Regions from separate parts of the Homo sapiens genome. Here region 1 is linked to region 2. A link is a contact called in ENCODE Hi-C or POLR2A ChIA-PET data. All regions are on one chromosome and are shown on one strand. The core of a region is the stretch at or near the end of the contact, and the rest is flanking DNA. Distances in the headings are between cores, read along the strand shown.

Region 1 (6,315 bases), core at 967-3,466, 150 kb after region 2:
CGAAACTGTCCTTTGAGGGCAGGGATCATATATTGTTTTATTTCATATTTTTTATAAACTTTTTCCAGCTTGATGTTTCACAAATATGTAAAATAATTTTTAATGGTTATGTGTTTGCTCTCTTTAATTAGGGAAAGTAATATAAGTTTCTGTCCATAGCAGGGATAAGCTTTCCTTTAAAAATACATTTCTTTACTTTTTAAGAAATGAGTTGATTTAAATAGAAATACTGACAGCCCAGGTCATGTGTAGAAAAGGCACAAGGTAAAAATTGTGAAGGTGGCACTAGAGATTGCCAAGCACTGACACAGGTGCTCAGTTAATGTCATTGGAACTGAACTGGGAGGAGAAAGCAGATGTGCTTGGGTCTGTTTTGGTCGGGGGAGGGAGGAGAAGGATGAGGATCAGCACAGTAAGGTAGGGGGGATAAGGAGAGGGGGAGACAAGAAGGTGAAAGGGGACGGGAGAGAAGCTTTAGGGTTGGAAGCAGGGTGCATCAGAGCCACTACTTGAAAAGGGAAGGGAACAAACAGTTTTATTGTGAGTCCACAGAGTATCAAGCCCTGCACTGGGTGTTTTATACACATTATTTAATTTCAACATGAAGGAGAATGATGTAGGGAAAAAGAATTGGGGACCATGTGGGGAGTATAAAAGAAAATGAGCCCTAAAACTGGAGAAAGGGGATGAAAAATGTGGGAGATGCCCTACATTTATCTAGAGGGAATCTTATTTAGGGCATGGGTGGATGGATGGTGTGTATGGAACTGTTTTGTTATGCAGCTGCAGGACAGGCACTTTGCCCTGAGATTTATGTAGAACATTCCCCTTGTTTTCCCACAATGCACTCCTCATAAAGGGGCTTCCTTCCCAGAGCATGTGTAAACTGAGGTCAGAGTGTTGATTAACCATTGAGGTATCCACTTTCAATCCTGTGTTGTGTATGGCAGCGTAGGGGACAAAAAGGAAGATTGCTCATTTATTTATTTGTTTATTTTATTTATTTATTTTTTTGAGACAAGATCTCGCTCTGTCACCCAGGCTGGAGTGCAGTGGCACGATCATGGCTTACTGCAGCCTCAACCTCCTGGGCTCAAGTGATCCTGCTGCCTCAGCTTCCTGAGTGGCTGGGACCACAGGCGTGTGCTACCATGCCTGGCTAATTTTTTTAAGTGTTTTGTAGAGATGGGGGTCTCACTATATTGCCCAAGCTGGTCTCAAACTCCTGGGCTCCACCTCCCAAAGTGTCGGGATTACTGTCATGAGCCACTGTCCCTGGCCTAGTTTTTTCTTTATAGTTTAGATTTTCCCTCTGATAATTCTTCGCTTGCTATTTTTCAAATGTAATGGCAGCCTGGGGACTGGTGGGCGAGCGGTGGGGGTGCAGGATGACTCACCCAGGAGTCAAACCGAAGATCTCAGAATGTCTCTCTTATTTGTACTCTGATAAAGGCAAGTTCAGTTCATATTTATGAGAGAGTACCATAATAAAAGCAAACAAACAAAACAACAACAACAACAAAAAAAAACAAACAAAAAAACTCCCCAAAGCCAAAAAAACATTAAATCAACCTTTAAGTTCCGGTGTGGTGCAGCAGTCCTAATTTACCCTTTGTGATTTCTTTTATGTCTTGCTTCCAAATGGCAATGAACATGTCTTTCCACCACTCTGGGGAGGAAATAAGAAGTTACTCACAAAGACAGGTGGGGCTCAATCTGCAGAGCCAGGACACCTTGGACCTTGGCTGTTACAACCCAAAATACCTTTTTCGTTGTGTTTTAGATCTATACTTGTTTAAAAGTTGTTTTTAACTCATCCTCTGGGGAGCTCGGGTGATGGGGAAATAACTATTTCAACAGTTTGACCCTCTCGCATGCCCATCTTGGGAACCAGACGGCTGGGCTTGGCCAAGAATAAATGGAACTTGAGTTTCAAAACCTTCCTACCCAGTAAAGTTTCAAATTTGTAGCCTTTGAAGACAGAGAAGATGTGAAATGTAGCAAACTGCGTTGGACATTAACCAACAATTGTTTGGAGAATTCTCTTGCTTTTTTGGACAAGAAACCCTTGACAGCCATGATTTTAAAAATCCTTCTTTATAATCTTCTGGGTAACTGGGACTGTACGACCTCTGAAACCCTCTTATCTGCCTAAACATTCTTTGATCCACCCACCTTAAGCAGAACAGGAAAAGGTTTTGTTTGGTTTTGTTTTTAGGCGTTGTCGCACCCTAATGGAAACTTTTTAGGTTGTGTATTAGACTGGCCAAATTAAAAACATCTAAATACAACACCTCAAAACGTGTTGTTTATAATTCAGTGTGGAAATGAATAGAAAGTAAATTCAGCTTTGGGTTAAAAAAAGTTTTAACAAAAGTTATCTCAGTTGAGGAAACTCCATTCTGTTAATTTGATGTTCTCGTCCTTTCCAATCTCCTCACTCCCTTTTTGCTGTCGTTTGAAATCATAATCCATTGAAATCAACTAAATCTATTAAAATCTATCAAATCAACTTCTGATAACTGTTAAAATTCTTTTGTCATGTTAGGACTTCAAAAATGGCATCAGTTCAGTTACTTTGCTATTATAACCCCTTTGCGGGTAGGGAGATTAAGAAGTAATATGTAGAACAAAAGAAGAAACCACACAAGAGATGAAGAAAATTAAATTAATTTCCAGCTATGTTGTAATCTTAAGAGAAAGCAAAATGTACCTCCTAAATGAGTATCTATATATTCCATATATATGTATTTACACACACACTCACACACACACTCAATTTCCTTGGAACAGAAAATTATCAAGAGAATTTGAACTTTTAGTCAATTATCATTTCCCCAACATATGGATACCTTGTGATATATTCTTAAATAGAGGTGCTATTAGAATTTTTGGAGCTAAGTTATACTGAAAATATGACCAAACTTTAAAAAATACATAAGAATGAAGGAAATGAAACTGAATACTTACTAGGACTTCTGAAGCCTACTCTGAATTAAAATGAGGTAGAAAAAATAAACTATAGTTGCCAGGTGAGGACTCACATTGTCTCACTTGGAAATGGGGACATGAGCCCTTGGTACAATCATCTTTTTATCACTGGAAGAATTAAAGGACTTCCCACATCAGTTACTCTTTGATTGTTCCAAAACCCAAGTCCAAGTTCCTGTAATGCCTGGCAGTAACTTCTTCTGACCCAAAGTAAAGGTTAGTAGAACATAGCATTTCCAGGCTGTGATGTTAGAGGCACAAATATGACATGCTAATGTTACTTTTTAAACGTTACTCTAAGAAAAGATTTAATCTCTGCACTATTACTTGTGTTACTATCTACTGATGTAAAGAAAGCCATGACTTCTAGATTGGTGGATGGATTTTGGTGACAATCTTGAATTAGAATCTTGGCTTTACTACATTTTCATTTTGTGAACCTAGGCAAGCTAACTTCTCTGAGACATAGTTTCTTGCCTGTAAAATAGGTATAATAATAACCTCTAATGGGGTTTTGTGAGGATGGAGTGAGAAAATAGGTAAATCACCTGCTTAGTAGAGATCATTCCCCCATTGTCCTTTTCTAGGACTCACAGGTTTTTAAATTGCTAACATTAAGGATTCTCACACTTTACCATTGAAACTACTTTTTTAGGTTTCTTGGAAGTGTTTTTGTCTCTCCTGATCTTTAATATCCTTCTTCTATGTGTTTCCTTTTTCATCCCTATTCTTCCCTCCTTGATCTGATATTCACCCCAATACATATTTAAACCTCCCATCTTGGTTTTCTCTATCCAACTTTACTTTCTTCCTTTTTTCTTCCTGGCAACCAAATAACTTCTTTGATCCTGAGTACTTTATCACTCTCCAGGAACAATTCAGCTATGCATATTGCCTGTAAAAACATTATGGCATTACAAATAATTTTCAAGGAAAAAATTCTACCAATACATCCTCTTTCTGTCTCTGATCATACGCTTATATTTTAAAAATGCATTTTGTAAATAATATTTGTAAATAGTGTAGTGCAACGGAAAAAGTACAGAAAGAGGGAGATCAGTTCCTGTTCAGCTCTTGTGATCCTTGGTCGGTCCATTTATCTCTTAAAACCTCAATTTCTTCATCTGTTAAAAAAAAAAAAAAAGGCAGTTGGAGAGGTTATCCCTGTGTTCTCTTTCAGCTTTAAAAATGGTCTATGAATTGGTATCTCTATAAAAAGGCAATGTTCTTCCTATACTGGCTAACCCAGGAATGCAACTGATCACATATCATTATTTGCTTTTTTCACTGAGTTCCTTTGTGTGAGTGCAGAGAATAAGCAGAAGACAAGATTCTGTAGCACAGGTAGTAGGTAGGACATGCTGCCTGATGGGTCAGTACCCTCTTGGCCACCTTCTACCACTTGGGCCTGCTGATCTTTAGCCACACTGATGCTCTCGAATGGTTCTCTTGCTTGGTCCCCTGTAGGACAGGTCTCATAACCAAGTTTATGAAATGGCTGGACAAGATTAGAAGTTCAAGCTTTGGCCATGGAAAACAACAGATCTATTGGTCTGTGCCAGAAACAGATCACAAAAATCTCTCTGCTCTCATGAGCAGCAGCAGCAGCAGCAGCAGCAACATTTCACCAAGAGTGCAGGTCCAATCCGATGGGGATATCAGCTTCATGGGAGGCTGGGGGAGGACAGCAAGGAAGATCAGAAACAAACATGTTTAGAAAAATGTCCCCATTTTTCCACCTCAGGAATTGATTCTCAGAGTATGGTAAAATGCTTCCCTCCCCCTGAATGACAGTGAACCGAAAAGCCAGGACAGAGGTTTCTGTGTTAAAATGTTAATGTGAAGTCTCACTGTATTTTGAGTGCTTAAGGGAAAGCTAATGGGAACTTTCCAGGGAAGATGGTGGGTGTTGCTAACATGAAAATATGTATGAGAATTCCTAAATGGAGGCTTTATATGGTTCAGTTGGAGGATAATGAAATCCTAGCTTGTCGGGGATGGGTGGGTAGGGCAGAGGATGGGACTGGGTGAGAGTGGGGAGAAAGGGTAGAGAAGAAAGCCTGCTTTTGGACTCTGTGGGCTGGGGAGCTGCCTGTGTGAAGGGTCTAGAATGAAGGCTGATGGGGAAACAGAGCAAAACCGGGGCAGTGCCGGATGGAGAAACTTAAATGGCTGGAGAGCTAGACAGGAGGGAGGCCCCTGCCCAGAATGAGGATAGAAGCGTGGCACTGGACATGGAAAATACCAGGGGTTAGTTGAAAAAACAAAAAAAGAAATAATTCTTGAAGGACCATACTGGGAAGGACCTGTGGATTGAAAGGAAAGTGGCCTTTCAAAGTCCCGGTGAGTGATCATCAGCTTTGAACCTGTGCCAAGACAGTCAGGGTAATGGTTGCTTGGCTCTTTCTAACCTTTGTAGCTAAGGCCACGGCTGCCCAATTTGTCTAGGACTTGGGGGACAATCTTGTTTTTGCAAAGAAACTGGAACCCAAAGTTATAGTCCACAGTCATCATGGTGACCTGGGTTTTCAACTCCACTGCAGGGCCTGCTCCATCTTGTAACTGGCCTTTTGCCTTATTTCCTTTTGACTAAAACTCCATTTTGGGCCTTAGGAACTGCCCCTTTGTTTTACAGTTATATTTGATTGAGTACTGGCTACTGTGCTGGCACTCAACCTCACTATCTCATCTGTTCCTCATAATAACCCTATGAGTAAAGCAATTATTCCCAGTTGATAGATAAGAAAACTGAGGCTTACAGAGTTTTTGTTTTCTTGCTTGCCACAAATTATGGGTCAGAGCCAGGGTTTAATCCAGGCATTTTACCCCCAGAGCCCAGTGCTCTGGTCAGTGTCTTTCCCCCCTGCACCGGCTTCAACATTCAATCTCTGCCCTAATTCTTTGCAGCCCTGATTACACTGGGATGATCCTCCTGTATGTGCTGCTTTTAGTCCAGCCATTGAATACCTTCTACATTGTCTGCCTCCCTCATCTTTTGCTGATGATGCTCAGGGGTCTGCCTGCTCCCTGGGTCATGGTCATCTGACATGGACTGGTCCTGCTGCTTAGAGAGAACTCTGCTGGTAGTCCCTGAGCTCTCCTGCAGAGCTCCAACCATAGCAAGGTTCTCTCTGACTTAATCTGCAGTGAACTGGAGTTATGTGGGTGTACTCATGAGGACAGGCTGGAAGCAGTGTTCAGCCAGATAAGATGTGCACTCAGGGTGTGATGTTGGCTGGAGTGTAGGATCAGGCCTTCAGTGACCCCAAGTAGAAATGAGTCCTGTAGATTTTATTTCTAGATGAGCTGAGGAAGGACATTTTC
Region 2 (6,332 bases), core at 1,367-3,866:
TTTTTTTTTAAATCAATAAGCCATACATTTCTCTTCCTTAAAAGGCTTAACAATTTTGACCTCAGATGATCTGCCTGCCTTGGCCTCCCAAAGGGCTGGGATTACAGGTGTGAAACACCTTGCCCAGCCAATATGGCAAAACCCCATCTCTACTAAACACACACACAAATTAGCTGGGCGTGGTGGTGCATGCCTGTAATCCCAGCTACTCAGGAGGCTGAGGCAGGAGAATCGCTTGAACTCGGGAAGCGGAGGTTACAGTGAGCTGAGAACGTGCCACTGCACTCCAGCCTGGGTGACAGACAGAACAAGACTCCATCTTTAAAAAAAAAAAAAAAAAACCTTAACAATTTTGCATTTGCATATTTAAGTGCTGTAAGTCAAAAAGATGCAAAGTAGTAGCCTGAAATGAGACATGAAACATGGCGGCTCTCAGACCAAGTTTCAGTTCCAGTTGTTTTTACGTCCCAATGTGAATTCTATTAATAACTACTTCAGGCCAGAGCTCTCTGTAGCCACACAGCTGACTTTTCTCATAATCTGGAATAATGGTATCAGATACGCTTAATCTCAGTCAAGTTACAGAAGTTAGGGTTTTCTGTTTTTTAAAAGGAGAAAAGCTGGGATACAATATTAAAAGTCATACTAGTTTTCTGAGTGCAAATCTGAAAACACAGTTATTGCTAAAATATTTACAAGTTTTGTATTATTAAATAATGTTTTCAGAGAATACTTGCTATTCAGCCAATTAATACTCATTATTTGGCTGGACGCAGTGGCTCATGCCTGTAATCCCAGCACTTTAGGAGGCCGAGGCGGGTAGAACACCTCAAGTCTGGAGTTCAAGACCAGCCTGGCCAACATGGTGAAACCCTGCCTCTACTAAAAATACAAAAATTAGCCAGGTGTGGTGGCATGTGCCTGTAATCCCGGCTAACTGGGAGGCTGAGGCAGGAGAATCGTTTGAACTTGGGAGGCGGAGGTTGCAGTGAGCCGAGATCAGGGCACTGTACTCCGGCCTGGGTGACAGAGCAAGGCTCCATCTCAAAAAAACAAAAAACAAACAAACAAACAAAACGCTTATTTAAGTAACATGAGTAGATGTCAATGGCAAGTTACACAATAAGAGAAACTTTGACTTTAAAACCAACTTTACCATAGGCCAATTGATGTAAACAAGTGGGAAAGTTTCTATGGCATATTTCTGGTCACAAAAACATCACCAAACTTCTAGAGACCCCAAACACTTCTAACACTAAACACTGAAAAAATGTGAGCTGTAACATACATTTAAGAAACATTAATAAGATGATTATTTACCCACTTATTCCAGTTCAGGGTCACAGGTGGCCAGAGCCTGTCCCAACAATTCAGGGTGCCAGACTTGAACTAGCCCTGGGTAGGATGTCATCCCGTTGCAGGGTGCATTAACAAACACCCACATTCTCTCAGTCTGGGTCCTTGCAGACATGACAATGAACCTAACGTGCACATCTTTGGGGTGTCAGGGGGAAACCAGAGTACTGAGAGAAAATCCACCCAGAGATGGGGGGAGTATGCAAACTCCATACAGACAGTAGCCTCTGCCAGAAGAGATTTTTATCCTCATCAACTTTTTAGCAAAATTGTCCAAAATGTTCAACTAAATGACATTATTGAAGGATCTGCTATACTTTACACTGGAAAAATAAAAGGCAACTAACCATTGGTTAATATACCTGACACTATATATGTATTTTTTCACTTCAGGATCTTAATCTATCACCCCTCATGGATTATACCATTAATCTGTACACATAAGCAAGGATAAATCAATTTAGCATACAGTCCACCTCTTTTAAATACCACTCATGACTTGCATAATCCAATCGACAAGTGGAAAAAGCTGGAGATGGCTGATGCCTAGTAGTCAATTAAGCCACAACATCAAAAATGTCCCAATATACTAAAAATAATGACTATGCGAAATTCTCAAATGATGTCCTTTAATTCGGATACTGGTGTGTTTGCTGCTGTTCATGTACTCAACCTTTCACTAATGAGATACTATTGTTAGGAACTACAAAAAGAGCACCATATGGATTACTCTGAAGTAGGCCTTTGGATTCGCAACTTGACCTCAGGAATCCCTCCACTGACCTATGGCCAAGTTGTGATCAAGCAATCTCTGCACTAATATTATTCCCTAGGAAAACGAAGTCTCCCCAGAAGATCTCGACCAATGTCATATGCTCTTCAATCCCCTTCAATTATTTTTTGGAATAGTTCATTTCCTCCCAGCCATTTGCTCCTAGCTCAAAACAAAACAAAACAAAAAACCTTCTGGGCCAGTGAGTACATTAACATGATGGTAAGGTTTTGAGACTTGCCAAGTGCTGAATCATGTTTATGCTTAGGTTTTGTTTCTACACCTGGTTTTGGGGGCATAAACTCCCTCTAAGAATCCTAGCTACCCTAGTCAATCCACTGGAAGACGGGATCACTGCCCAGCAAATGCCACCCACTAAGGATTCAAAGTGAAACAAGATTCTTCGAATTGAATGGAAGAAAACAAAAGCTCTTCATTCAGTAGGTGGCACTCTTTCCTTAAAAATGTTAACTCAGGCAATCATTAATACCAAAGATGTCATCTGCCCACTAATCACTTGAAAGAGAAGGCACATTAACTCTAACATCCTGTCCTAAATATAGTCTGAATCATTACTGTCTTCCTAAATAATGTCTTCCTCATTTCAATGAGATCCTGGAGTTGTTCATAAATATGCCAATTTCTTTTCACTATAGCAAAAGCTACAATTTCATAGAACCAAATAATTGCATTTACTTTAAACTGGCAGGTTTTGACTTATGACTTTTCCTGCTATATGCTTCAAAAGACATTCATCATAACTGTTTTCTAATTTTAATGATTTCAGATATAAATGACAATTTGAATGGAAATGGGGCAAAGAACTGTACTTGTAACACAAATTGTATTACTCCATTTTAAAACAAGACAGCTCTTTTTCATAGGCATGCATATGAATATTCTTTTTAAAACAACAGCTTTGACTCAATTCATCATCACTCTGACTGATACCGGACCAAAGTTATCAACCTGAAAACTTTTAAACTGAAAAATGAAAACAGACTGACAGCTAATAAAATGTGAGTTTGCCTAGCATACAGAAGAAGCAAAAAATAAAAATAAAACCCTAGTTTATCTAGTTTTCCTTAGGCATATTTCCTGGTGTCAGTACTCTGTAGGGTTCACCTCATTAACTGAAGCTCTAGGGTCCCCTTGGAGAAACCATCCCAGGTGCTGCCTTCAGCCTCCCCCACTGGCCACGTCCCCTAAAACTCAGTGTGAAGAAATCTTCCTCAGTCCTCACTCAGCAAAGAGCACTGCTATAATGGCCTCTTATCTGTTTCCCACTCTTGACTTTGAGATCCGTGAGGACGGAAATGGGTCTCAAGCTTATGTCTCCTGCCCCAGCAGAAAGCCTGGCACAAGGGTGGTAGTCAATAAATATGTACTTAATAAAATAATGGATTAATCTTTTCCCCTTGGACTTTTACTTGAGAACAAAGCCTTTGTCTTACTCATCTTTCATCCAGACTCCCAAATGCCCAGTATTTGTACATAGGAAGCTGTGAGGAAGCAATGCCTTTCCAATATGAACTTCTACGCCAGAAAGATCTCCAAGATGTAAATAAGCTTCACTGAGGCCTTTGTGTATGCCAAGTATCCACTGTTAGTCCTGGGGCACTGCAGAAAGAGGGAAGAGCTCCCACACCACTCTTGGGAAAAATGACAGCTTTCAACCCCAGGAAAAGACTAAGAGATGGTCAGTAAAGAAGCTAAGAACCATGAGTCTAGACTCATATATATTTCAGTGAAAACCTAACTTAGGAACTTACCCATGTCTATAATTTTGTTAATGGCTGTTAATTTTTCCTGTGGTAAGTAGGAATAAAATGCCTTGAAGAAAACCCTCAGAGATTCAAAGATCTTGTGGCTGGGAGGGGAGATGCAAAAGCCATGAAGTGCATCCTATTAGGGAAGCAACCCAAGAGGAAGAAAGGGAACTAGCTCAGGGGGTCAGTGAATGGGCATGTCTGGGGGGCAGTGCTGGAATTCCGAATCCAAATTTCTCACACCTAGATTCTCCTAGCTTAAGGTGGGGGGATACTGCTGGCAGGATACATTTAAAACCACAGCATAAGCATAAAAAATGGAGCATCTGTTTTCTAGAGTGTCAATTTTATTCCAAGATTTCTGAGAGGAGTACCCTGTGATGGTTTTATGTCAAAGATACAAAGGTGGCTAAAATACAAAATTCAAATGGATTAAGGTAAATCAAAAGACTTGAGACTTGAATCGATTGTGTTCACTGTTCCAAGTAAGCATTACTAGGATGACAGTCTGCACAGACACTCCTGGGTCCCTTTCCTTCAGTCCCCTAAAAGAAGTATGCTGGATGGATAGGGCCAAAATGTTTGACAATAGGCTGAAGCAGCTGTTCTCAACAACTCTGCCATCATAATATGACAGTCACATACACAAGACAAAACTTCAATAAACTGTTTAGGGAGTGCCACACAACTAGCCTCATGTAAACAGTAACAAGTCACTCCCGACCCGAAGCAGAGACAAGATAAACCGCACAAATGCCCAAAGCGTTAATCACATCTCTACCACTTTCCCCATCCAAGAAAGCCTATCAGTATGCAAGAGAATAAGTAATATCTATATGGGTATTTCTAAATAGGTCCGAAATTAACTCTCTAAAAACTAATCACTTTAACACTCTGACATTATTACCAAAAAAAAGGTAATTCCTGAATTACCTTCCCACGTGCACTGCCACACCCATGTCACCAGCACCAAAATTTGACTGGCTGTAGTCAGGTACACATGCTGACCAAGTTGAAATATGGAGAGAGAGTATTTCTATGAGGTATTTAAAAGCGACAATTAGGAAGAGGGTAGACAAACACAAGAGCCACTCAGAGGGCTTGGACGGAAAACAATTCTCTGAACAACCTGGGATAGGGATGGTCCTTTACAGGAACTGCTCACATCAACCTCAGTCGAGTCCACAAACCAAGCAGAAATCATGAAATGGGTTCTGCGCACACTTACAAACACGTTTTTGTTAGAATATTATCTCTCTGAGAGCAGGGATTTGTGTCTGTTTCATTACTGCCATCTTCCTAGTATCTGCATACAGCCAATTCTTTACAAAATTTGATGAGTGAATGTTTTGTTATACCACAAGCTACAATTTAAACAAAGAGAACACAAACATTTCTAACTACAAATTTCCTATTTCAAAGGTATAGCTAGCTTTTCATTAGACTGGCTTCCTATTAACCATCAATTGACCCCCTCCAAGCCGCCATCTCCTTGAGAAATGACATTTCAGAAAAGCATGCTCACTACTTTAACCACAAATAAAACTTTTTCCTCTCTGTGCCATCTCTTCAGCTTGTAAAATTCCCCCCCTTTTTATCTTAAAACAAAAAACCACCAAACCCCAAAATGCTTCATCTTTGCAAACATTCTAGCTTCTATTTCTCTCCCATCTCCCTCCTTCTCCAGGTTTCTCCAGAGTAGCCTAAGATTCCGCACCTCTCCTTCATCCCTCAGTAAAGTACGTCCCACTCCCATCACTCCATTAACCCACGTCCTCTGTAGCCCTCAACCAGCAGCATCCCTACTGCGGACCACTGGCTCCTTGGAAAAAGTCCTCTTCCTACCTTCCTGTCTCCTCTTCCCTGCCTTCCTGTCTCCTCTTCCCTGCCTTCCTGTCAACTCTTCCCTGCCTCCTTGTCTCCTCTTCCCTGCCTTCCTGTCTCCTCTTCCCTGCCTTCCTGTCAACTCTTCCCTGCCTCCTTGTCTCCTCTTCCCTGCCTTCCTGTCTCCTCTTCCCTGCCTTCCTGTCTCCTAACCTGCAGTGGTCTCAGGCTCCTCCATAGGATCCTCTTCAGCTCTTTTCCAGGAAATACTGGCATTCTTCAGGGAGGAAGCTGAGCTAGTATTTCCCTGCTACCCTTTCTAAGGTATGGATGTGATCCTGGGCCTGCCCATCAAGGAATTAAGATTGCCAACAGAACTATCATTCACTTCTCAACCCTTAGCATCTGTGCCAGATTCTAAGCCATCCAAGGTTCAACGGAGCAAAGGTTCCATTGGAGAGAAACACTGGAGGCCATGAAACTTCAAGCCTGCAGGTGGAATTACCACTAATAAGTAATTAACTTGTATAAAATAAGATACTTAATTTTATATCTTATTACTTGTTAAGACTTATTATAATAATATCTAAAATTAAGTATCTTATTTTATA

What was found. A loop is a pair of places that touch in the nucleus more often than their neighbours do. ChIA-PET counts read pairs that join two places held with the same protein, here RNA polymerase II (POLR2A). Pooled maps may share reads with other maps.
Region 1: a pooled map shows a loop between it and region 2 (6-fold over the local background). The contact joins two enhancer-like sites. A Hi-C loop is called at or near these places in 2 of 37 single-sample maps with no recorded cell type and 7 of 50 pooled maps. POLR2A ChIA-PET finds 5 or more read pairs at or near these places in 8 of 52 experiments (B cell, CD4-positive, alpha-beta T cell, CD4-positive, alpha-beta memory T cell and 5 more).

The regions. Positions count from the first base shown.
Region 1 is chr5:56,688,437-56,694,751 of GRCh38, reverse strand. No RefSeq gene overlaps it. Among named protein-coding and RNA genes, the nearest start is that of C5orf67, 85 kb to the right of the region's middle. Within about 2 kb of position 2,216, at least 3 of the 41 ENCODE cell types and tissues checked have a DNase peak (open chromatin) inside an H3K27ac peak, as active enhancers do; they include B cell, where a contact is called at or near this core.
Region 2 is chr5:56,834,880-56,841,211 of GRCh38, reverse strand. The region is part of intron 1 of MAP3K1 (mitogen-activated protein kinase kinase kinase 1); the gene reads right to left. Among named protein-coding and RNA genes, the nearest start is that of MAP3K1, 22 kb to the right of the region's middle. Within about 2 kb of position 2,616, at least 7 of the 41 ENCODE cell types and tissues checked have a DNase peak (open chromatin) inside an H3K27ac peak, as active enhancers do; they include B cell, where a contact is called at or near this core.